2 separate regions of the Homo sapiens genome follow, and region 1 is linked to region 2. Evidence: chromatin loops called from intact Hi-C (ENCODE). Cell type or tissue: endothelial cell of umbilical vein. All regions are shown on one strand.

Region 1 (5,000 bases), 110 kb before region 2:
ATCACGAGATCAGGAGTTTGAGACCAGCCTGGCCAACATGGTGAAACCCTGTCTCTACTAAAAACACAAAAATGAGTCGGGCGTGGGGGCGTGCCTGTAATCCCAGCTACTCGGGAGGCTGAGGCAGGAGAATTGCTTGAATCTGGGAGGTGGAGGTTGCAGTGAGCTAAGATTGCAGCACTGCACTCCAGCCTGGGTGGCAGAGCGACGAGACTCTGTCTCAAAAATAAATAAATAAAATGAATAAATAAAAAAAATAAAATCCTAAACAGAAGGAAAAAAATGGAAGGAAATATTGTGGGCAGTTGTTATCTTTAGGTGATTTTCCCCTCTCATTCCTATTGATTAATTTTTGCACCTAGTTTATTGATAATGAAGATGAATTTATTTTTTATGTATTTTTGAAAAATCCATGTCCTGTCCTAAAGATTTTTGCTGCCAATTCCTTTATGTTCTGTGGTTATGGGACACTGTTTAGCTGTGACCAGAAGAGAAAAGGCCACAGTATCACCAAACCACCAAGAAGACAAAGGCTTAAGAAAGGAAGCCAAAGACCAAGGGGCATTAGGTCCTTGTGATTCCCGTCTCAGAGTGAAAGCACAAGTCGCAGCTTCAGAGGGCTTCCCAGAGCGGAGTGGGCAAAGCCGATGCATCCACAGTGTCTAGGCTGCGAGGAAACTAAGACGGCCAAATCCCACCCACTCCACCCCACCTTGAATTCCTTCTAAAGCTTCCACAGGTTCCTAGACTCATCTTGCATGCTCTCAGCAATAAGTAGTCCTCACAGTTGAGCCAGATCCCTCCAGCCAGTTTAAAAGTTCTGCCCAAATCTACTTTTCAGATGGCCCCGGTCCGGCTATATGGACTCACCCAGAACAAAGCTAACTTTGCACGTGACAACCCCTACTATTCTGACCTCACTAGATTAGGTTTCATGAGACCAGCCCTTAGGTCTGTTTTGCTGTATCCTCAGCACTCAATATGGTGCCACGTACAGAGTAAGCACTTAGGACATGTTGTAGGATGAATGAACAAGTGAAAGAGTGAGAGAATAAATTCACTCCTGAGTCTTCTCCTCTCCTGGCCAAATATCCCCAGTTCCTTCAACAGTTCTGATGTGGCTCCTGGACCTGTCAGCACTTGTTTTAGATATTCCCCAGCATGTCCGTGTTAAATGTGGATTTCAGGAACTTACACAATAGTCCTGGTGTGGTGTGGGGTGCACGATTCACAGGAACCATAACTTCCCTTATTTAGAACAACCTATTTTAATGAGGCAACTCAAGATCTTAAGAGCCATTATCAAAGCCACTAATGGTTAAAAAATCTGGACTATATTTTTAGGGGTTGGGGCCACTGCTATCAATCCCAGCAGCATGGTGTTCCTTTTTGACCATTCAAGACTCTGCCCAATGTTGTGGCAAAGGCAAGGGTAAGGAGTCAAAAGACCTGGATATGGGCATTGGGCTGGTAGCAGTAGCTACTATGGAGTCCCAGGTTCACTCTGGGCTAAACACTGTGCTAAATGTCTCACAAATATGTTCTCAGTTAACGCTTGTTGCAAGTAGAGTACTGTTTTTATCCATTTTTTACAAATAGAGAAATTACCTAAGCTTATTTCTGGCATTTCATTGTGCAGGAATCTCCAGCTCGTCACTCAAACTCTCTGGGCTTCATTTATTTTATCTGTCAAATGGAGATAATAATAATATCTGTCTTGGATAGTCACTGGGAAGATTTATTAAAAGGTTGCAGTGAAAGTAACTGATAAAGCCTATAAACTTGCAATACATTATTATAAAGGCTCCGATTTTCCAGAGCAAAGTCTGGAGACATAGATTTCAATTTCCTCTCTGTGTCTGTGTCTGCCATTCCAGATTGCTGTCAGTTAATGTAACAAATGTTTTCTTCCTTTCTCTAATCTTGGACATTTTTTTAATAGATTAAGAGTAATTACTCCCAAATGGATACATGAAAGCCCAATTTCTGCCTAACATGCATCAAACCATTCATAAATATGCTTTTCTATTTTATTTATTATTCTTCATTAAATCTATTTCAAGTGGAAACAAACAAATCCACTCTTTCCAAGTATTAAATTAACTCAACGCCAAAGGTGTTTCCTGTAACACTCTTCCAGCAGAGGGCACTATTTCTCTATAAAGAGGGTGCCTTAGTTTTCTAAACTGTGATCCTCAGATTTTGAGGTAATTTTTGCAGAGCCTCATAAATAAATTCAGACCCAAGTATTAAGAATTATTAATGAGGACAATGCCGTTTGGGTTTACTTCATGAAAAGAATTTTCAGTTAGTGCAGAAATGCTGATTTTTGCCCTCTGCCATATACGGTCAGGTATCTCCTTATTTAGAAATCACAGAATATGAGAGTTAGGGCCTTACAGATCACTTAGCCTGCAGATCACAAAGAAACTGCCTGCAGGTGAAATTCAGCCCACATTCATATTTTGTTTGCCTTGCAGAAGTTTATTATTATTGTTATCAGACTAACATTAACCAGGAGGGTGCACACAACATATAGATTTCTTAGCATATTAAAAAAAAAATAAATCTGAAGCTTTCACAATGCTGAGCCAACATGCCTCTATGGTGACAACTGGCTGGGATTCAATAAATTTACACCCTTGTGGACAGGACATATGCACACTAGTTCCCCAACAGTGACTTCTCATCCAGGCTGCCCCATTAGTATACATCAATTACCTGGACCTAAAAGCACTTGAGTTTATGACCTGTAGATTCTGGTCCAACTTCTTCATGTTACAGATGAAGACACTGGAGGCCAGAAATAGGAAGGGCCTTGCTCAAGGTCACACCACAAGTGAGGCGCTGAGACCAGGTCTCATTCCCAGGCCTCCCAACCTACGGGGTCACGGTCCTTTCCCACCTCTGGGGTTTCTCAAAATTAAGAATTGATCCTGACTCCTGCCTGTGCCTCTGTCAGAAAGCTTCAGTCCTTTCCTCCTTTACCCTAAGAGGCCAGTGTTCCCAGGCAGGTGGGAGGGCCACAAAGAGGTCCCAGACAGTGTAAAATGCAAGGAGAGGCTTTGGTGGTGGTGGTGGTTGGGAGTGGGGGGTGGGGTCGGGGAACAGAAAGAAGGGGAGAGGGGGCCCTCTACTAGTTCTTCTAGGGCCTTTTTCTTGGCTACTCCTGCTTTCCTAGGGCTAGTTTTGCTTCTCAGATCCTGATTTCTTGGGCTGATGGACAGAACTTGGAGAGCACAGTCAGAGAGACTTACTTTCTTAAAATTTCTGGGCCAGCCGGGCGTGGTGGCTCACGCCTGTAATCCCAGCACTTTGGGAGGCTGAGGAGGGTGGATCACGAGGTCAGGAAATCGAGACCATCCTGGCTAACACGGTGAAATGAAACCCCGTCTCTACTAAAAAAATACAAAAAAAAATTAGCTGGGCGTGGTGGCGGGGGCCTGTAGTCCCAGCTACTCGGGAGGCTGAGGCAGGAGAATGGCGTGAACACAGGAGGCGGAGCTTGCAGTGAGCGGAGATCGAGCCACTGCACTCCAGCCTGGGCGACTGAGCGAGACTCTGCCTCAAAAAAAAAAAAAAAAAATTCTGGGCCTTGGTTTCCTCATCTGTAAAGTGGAAGCATTATTACTTTGTGGAGCTTGTGTAAAAATTTTCTATTCGATAAGAAAAGCATTTGTGATTCATTTGCTTATTGACTGCCTACTAGATGTAGAATGTTTGGGGGTACAGCTATGCCTGAAACATGAGGATCCTAAATAAATGGCAGCAATTATTGGGGAGAAAAAGGAGACAGGCTTCTTGTTATCCTGTGGAGACTCTGTGCCTTTGGCCCTGAGGCCTCCACATTCCAACAGCTCTCCACCTAAGCCTGTGCTGCATATCTCGGCTGCACATTAAAATATCCTGGGCAGCGTTTAAAATCCTTGGTGCCCAGGCTCCTCCTAGAACAAGTAAATCAGAATCCCCAGGGGTGGTGTCTGGTCATTAGTGCAGCACAGCTGGGAACCACTGTCATAAATCCTCTTCCTACCATGACACAGCCTAAAGCCGTTTGCTTTCCTAGGAGCCACGTTGGCCACACGCTTCCTTTGCTGCAACCCCACTCCTGCCCTTTGAGTCTGGACATATTAATGAAATTCCTCTGACCTTCTATTTCTTTTTCAGGAAAATAGGGGTGTAGGGGAGACAGTTGGTAGCCTAACCGGCATCTGTTAGCTCCTTTTTCCATCTAAGCAGAAGGCAGATTTTGGAAGCTGACCACCTCCAGGGGTGAATCTGATTGGCCCAACAGTTATTCAGTCAATCCTCTTTTGTCAGTGATTGGTTTAGGAACGAGACTGTGGACCGAACTCCGTTATATAAGATGTGAAAGGAGGCCTCTAGGAAAAGTTTTCTTGCTCTTGAAAAAGAGGAAGAAGACCATTGTGTGGTGTTTTGATTTGACATGTGGAACTGCTGCCGCCATCTTGTGACCAGCCTGAGGATGAAGGCGACACCGGGGCACAACATGTAAAGATGAATGTTGGTTAACTGGAGTTTTTATTCAATAGAAAATTGAAGTGGCAAGCACGATGAGTAGAAGAGAACTAGAATTTACTGAGTCCCTATTATGTGCCAGACCCTCTGTTAAGTTCGGTATAATATGTGCCAGCTCATGTAATTCTGACAACTGTGGTCTGGCATTAGAAAGTAATCAGTTAGACTCTATTGATTTTTTTTTTTTTTTTTTTTTGAGATGGAGACTCCCTCTGTCTCCCACGCTGGAATGCAAAGGCGCGATCTAGGGTCACTGCAACCTCCTCCTCTGGGGTTCAAGCGATTCTCCTGCCTCAGCCTCCTGAGTAGCTGGGATTACAGGTGCCTGCTGCCACGCCCAGCTAATTTTTGTATTTTTAGTAGAGATGGGGTTTCACCATGTTGGCCAGGCTGGTCTTGAATTCCTGACCTCAGGTGATACACCCGCCTTGGCCTACCAAAGTGCTGAGATTACAGGGCTA
Region 2 (5,000 bases):
ACGAGTGTCAGTCATTCTTTGCTACCTTCTCAAGTCTTGGGTTGAATACATTAGTTAAAAGATCAATTAAAGTGAATTGGGAAGCAAAAATTACTTCTTTGCCACTGCCAAGATGAGAAACGTGATTTTCAACCAAGGCTCCTCAGAACTGTTTAAATCTGTGGCTATCATAAATATGGGTATGGATTCCAAGGATAACAAGAGAAGCTGAAGCCCACCAGGAGAGGGAGAACTCTATGACTCCTTTCTCTCCAAAGAGGGCTCAGAAGTTTTTCTCAGTGTTGCCAATATCAGAAGAGGAGAAGAATGCTCCATGTCACCAAGCATCTACAACCCTAGACTAAGGACTTTCATGCTGTTGTTTAAGAATTACCCTCTGAGCCGGGCCTGGTGGCTCACGCCTGTAATCTCAGCACTTTGGGAGGCTGAGGTGGGCAGATCACCTGAGGTTAGGAGTTCGAGACCAGCCTGGCCAATATGAAGAAACCCCGTTTCTACTAAAAATACAAAATTAGCTGGGTATGGTGGCGCATGCCTGTAATCCCAGCTACTCAGGAGGCTGAGGCAGGAGAATCGCTTGAACCTGGGAGGCGGAGGTCGTGGAGAGCCAAGAACACGCCATTGCACTCCAGCCTGGGCAACAAGAGTAAAACTCCATCTCAAAAAAAAAAAGAGAAAAATTACCCTCTGTAATTTAATTTTCTCCTGGCATCCCCATGGTATAATTCATCGAAATTTTGTTGTGGGGTCCAGAAGGGCTGTATTGGAATCTTGGTTCTTCTACTTGCTAGTTTTGTGACTTTGGGACCCCTCTGAGCCTTGGTTCCTCCTTTGTAACACACTCATCTTACATCATGGTGAGCCAAATCCCATAGAATGACATCTGTACCATGTAGCCCAGTGTCTCATACACATCCAATAAGTGTGGGCTCTCTTTCTTCCCCATCACAGAAACTCACTCTGAACATGCTTCCAATTGTTACCATTGATGATTTATTTATGTTTGAGTCTGGGAAGGTGTTTCTTGAAATCTGATAGCAATGACAATGACAACTGAGTTCATCATATGGAGTGATTACTGTGGACCAGGCACTATCCTAACTGCTTTACTTATATGGTTCTTTATGATAGCTCCATGGGGAAGCAATATTGTTATCCAGTATTGTCAGATGAAGAGACTGAGGCACAGAAAGGTTATAAATCCTGCCTAAGTTTATACAGCTGATAAGTGGGGAGCCAGGGACTCTGGCTCCAGAGTCCCACGGTATTAACAGAGCTTGTCTATTGCCCACACTTCAGCCAGATAGAAGGTCGGGGGAACAGCAGTTAACTAGTAGTGCCATGCCAAGCCACTACAATTTCAACCTGAAGCAAAAGAAACTTGGTCTTCAAGATAGTCTGTGGAGGTCACATTATTGACAAGTATATGATTTCCCATACCTTTTGGAATATTGAAAATACCTCTAGGTACCCTTCTCTCACTGCCTTTACTACTTTCCCAGACCCTTTTGGGTCCACAGGTCTGAGGTTGAAAATCCTAATGTAACCTAAATTTCTCCTGAAAAGGAACTCAGAGAGATCAAGTGAGTTTTTTGCTCCCTTGCCCCATACTGAGATTGTAGTATATGAGGAAAATGGCAGTTATAATAAAAATACTAATTACCACATTTAGAGCCTTGTTTAAATATAGTAAACAATATATTTTTGATCAAAAACAGCCTCTTAAAATTTATCAATAACTTTTTATATAATGGCTTATTTGATGGAAATGGTAATAATGATAATAATAACCATGAACCTACTGAATATGAAATATATTAATAAACCATCTTAAAATGTTATTTACTCTTCACAACAATGAGAAAAATGTGTATTATTTTCTCTGGTTTACAGATGAGGAAGCAGGTTCATATGTTATCTCATTTAATTTTTGTCATAACCCTTGAGGTTGGTTCTCTTACGATCCACAAAACATGAGGAAATTGAAGCTCACAGAGGATAAGACATTTGCTCAAGCTCACACAGCAAATCAGAGGCAGAGCTGGGACTCGAACCCAGATCTTTTTGACTCAAAAGCCTGGATTTTGAATTGCTGTGCTGCAGTTCTCAAAGTAACCCATAATGTAGGCAAATATCATCCCCATTTTGCAATGGGGAAACTGAGGTAGTTAGAGAACTGGCTTACCTAATATTCTCCTAGCTCTACTGTACACTCTGGAGACCAAAATGTTTAGTAGTTGCACATAAGGGCTTTGGAGCTGGCTTGCACTTTGCACAGTGATGGGACCAGGTGAGCTCTCAATAAATGATAGCTGTTGTCATTTTCAGCATGGGAGTTCGGCAGCCCACAACCTGGGCACAGACCTGATACCTGCGTCCTTGACTATCTGTTCTGTTTTTGTGCAGACTTGTGCTTGGACCGCAGGAATTTTCTATCATCTGCATGCAATGCCTACTGATGACACACTATCACAATAAAGGCCACCTGAGTCTATGCAGGGGAAAGCTTCCTTCGTGGGAGGCCTATCTGAATGGATGTGGCCTGCAGGAGGCCCTTGGAGCAGAGGCTCAGCCTCTGACTCACACTGAGCTGTCCCCCATCCGGTTAAGGCCAGCCCAGGAGCCGCCCACCTCTCCTGCACCCGCTGCCTTCTTGGCACAGACCTCTGGCTGCAGCCTTTGGGCTCCAGGCTGCAGAATTACTCACTCGCAGATTCTTCCTTTGGCATCTGCCAGGATCCAGGAAGAGGGCTTTGTAGTCTCTCTGTCTCACTTAGCTTTTTCCCTGCCTCCTTTATCAGTTGAATTGCTAAAGCCAAAGCTGAATTTCTCTCCCATTTCCTCCAAGGACCAGTATCCGGTAGGAATCATCTCTGCACTTGGGAGGCTAGGGAGAAGTCAAACACCAGGTCTGGCTCTTTGCCCCTGGAGGAAGAGTTAGTCACTTGGTTACTGCCGGCTGAAATCGACTGGAGATGTCACAGGGAGAAAATGCTTTCCTATGAGTTAGTGGAGCATGGTCTCCACAAAAATTGCCTTTTTACTGAACAGAGAAAGTGGCAAACTGATGTCCTCTTCACAGAGTTCTGACTTTAGTCCTCTAGCTGCAGCCATTAGCAATTCCTTTCCATCCAGTGCATAGAAGTCACAGGAGGCATGTCACAAAAATGGGGAGTAGGGAGGAGAAAAATTAGATGTGTACACACATGATCTCATTTTGTCACCACAGCAACCTAATTGTCATTATCCTGATTTTTTAAAAGGTAAAACTTGAGGTGGTGAATGCTTGTCCAAGATCATGGAGTTGGTGACTGGCAGAGCCGACATATGGACCCAAGTCCTTTCAATGCCAAATCCACTGTAGGGGAAATGGCCCTTCTGTCTCTTTCTCTCCCTCTGTCTCCCCTTTTCCTCTTGATTCCATGTGTCACCTTCCCCACTCCCAGTCTCGAAGGGGTCAGAGGATTATATGACACAACACAATGCCTTGCATACAGTACTTGCTCAATAAATGCACATTAAATTTGAATTGCTATGCCATGCCTTTTATGAACATTTGCATTTTCAAAAAGGACTCTTAGAAAAGATAATACTTAATACCAAGGACTAAATGGTGAATTTCCAGCACAGGAGATCTCTAGTGGGATGTTTATTTCCTCCATCCCTTCTTCCTCTCCCTCTTCCTTCCTTCCTTCCTTCTTCTCGTGTTCTCTCCTTCAGAACAAACACCAACACTATCCTAACTACTTTATAAATATTTACTTATTTAATCCTCATTACCACTGTGTGATGTAGATACCATTATTGTTAGCAATATCCCATTTTGGAAATAAGTAAATGGGCATAGAGTGGCTTAGTTATCTGCCCAGAAACACACAACTTATAATAGGCAGAGCAGGAGTTTGAAGGTGGGCACTTGGCCTCTTTAACCATTGCTGGTATCCCTGTCCAGGCACAGATAGCTTCCTGGAGCCATTTCCATCTCTCACATGAACTTGACATTGCAATTTACAAGGTTTGTTCAAATAGGGTCTCATTCTATTTGATTCTCACCACCATTTGTGAAGTCTGGACTTTGCTTCCTATTTACAATAGAGAAAGCCCAAGCTTGGAGAATTTAAGTGACTTGCATAAGGTCACACAACTGCTATGTTAGCAGAGCTTGGGAGCCAAACCATTTTATGGTCCCCTAATTTCTATGAATGAAGCTGGTGCTGAAGAATTAGAACTGGCCAGAACAACACTTTGAGCAGGAAGAAAGTGCTCATTGTGATAATTTATTTTTTCTTGAAAGTTGGATAGAGAAAAATATATGTGTGTGTGTGTGTGTGTGTGTGTGTGTGTAATAGTCATAAAAGTATTTCTCAGAACTTGAGGTTTTAATAAAATGTGAAAAACATTTTTACCAGCACCCTCTTTTCCCTCCTGGTTTTTAGGTACTGCATAATTTAAAGAAATGCAATCCATATGTTTGATTATTCATACTTCCATCATCAAAAAATATTGTTGATCCTTTGAGGAGCTTTTGATGTTCTAGAAACCATTTTTTTTTTTTTTTAGGGCAAGGGAGAAGAGAGACTTTTTTTTTTTTTTTTAAAGCATCCTTCCTTTTCCTACTATTTTGTTTCCCTTGAAAAAACATTTTTTGGCATTTGAGTGGGAGATGAACAAGTAGTCACTAGAATAGTCCATTTTTTTCCCCTTTAGGTTTTTAATATAGTGATATGTACAGAAATGCAGTTCTCAACTTTAGGGTTCTCTGATATGGTGGGGAGGGGAGTTAATATTTATGGAATTCTTACCTTGCAGTCACTTTATCTACATCTTCTTAGGTGGTGTTTCTAATACACAGGAAAGAGGTGTCATTGGCTCCATTGTATAGAAGAGGAGAGTGAGGCTCAAAGTCTGGAGAGTTGTACTGCTGGGACACAAACCCAACTTTGCCTGGCCCTGAAGCTGTGGTGTTCATACGTTTCAGCTCCTTCAAGAGAATACAAGGG

What was found. Hi-C counts contacts between places; a loop is a spot of excess contacts. Peaks named below come from ENCODE experiments on the same cell type or tissue, not always from the same donor. Only the 100,000 strongest peaks of a DNase experiment are listed, where the experiment ranks them.
Region 1: it touches region 2 in a loop (7-fold over the local background); 6 of 110 quality-filtered maps call a loop at or near these places.

What each region holds. Positions count from the first base shown.
Region 1 is chr1:58,737,903-58,742,902 of GRCh38, forward strand. All of the region lies in intron 5 of LOC112268263 (a long non-coding RNA gene), which reads left to right. Among named protein-coding and RNA genes, the nearest start is that of MYSM1, 40 kb to the left of the region's middle. In endothelial cell of umbilical vein, CTCF peaks have their summits at 2,132 (motif pointing right) and 2,339; a DNase peak (open chromatin) is centred at 2,139.
Region 2 is chr1:58,846,422-58,851,421 of GRCh38, forward strand. All of the region lies in intron 1 of JUN-DT (JUN divergent transcript), which reads left to right. LOC107984961 (a long non-coding RNA gene) reads right to left here. Exons shown (of 2, transcript XR_001738081.2): 2 at 4,538-4,981. Among named protein-coding and RNA genes, the nearest start is that of LINC02777, 55 kb to the right of the region's middle. In endothelial cell of umbilical vein, a CTCF peak has its summit at 2,559; a DNase peak (open chromatin) is centred at 2,690; H3K27ac peaks cover 2,458 bases.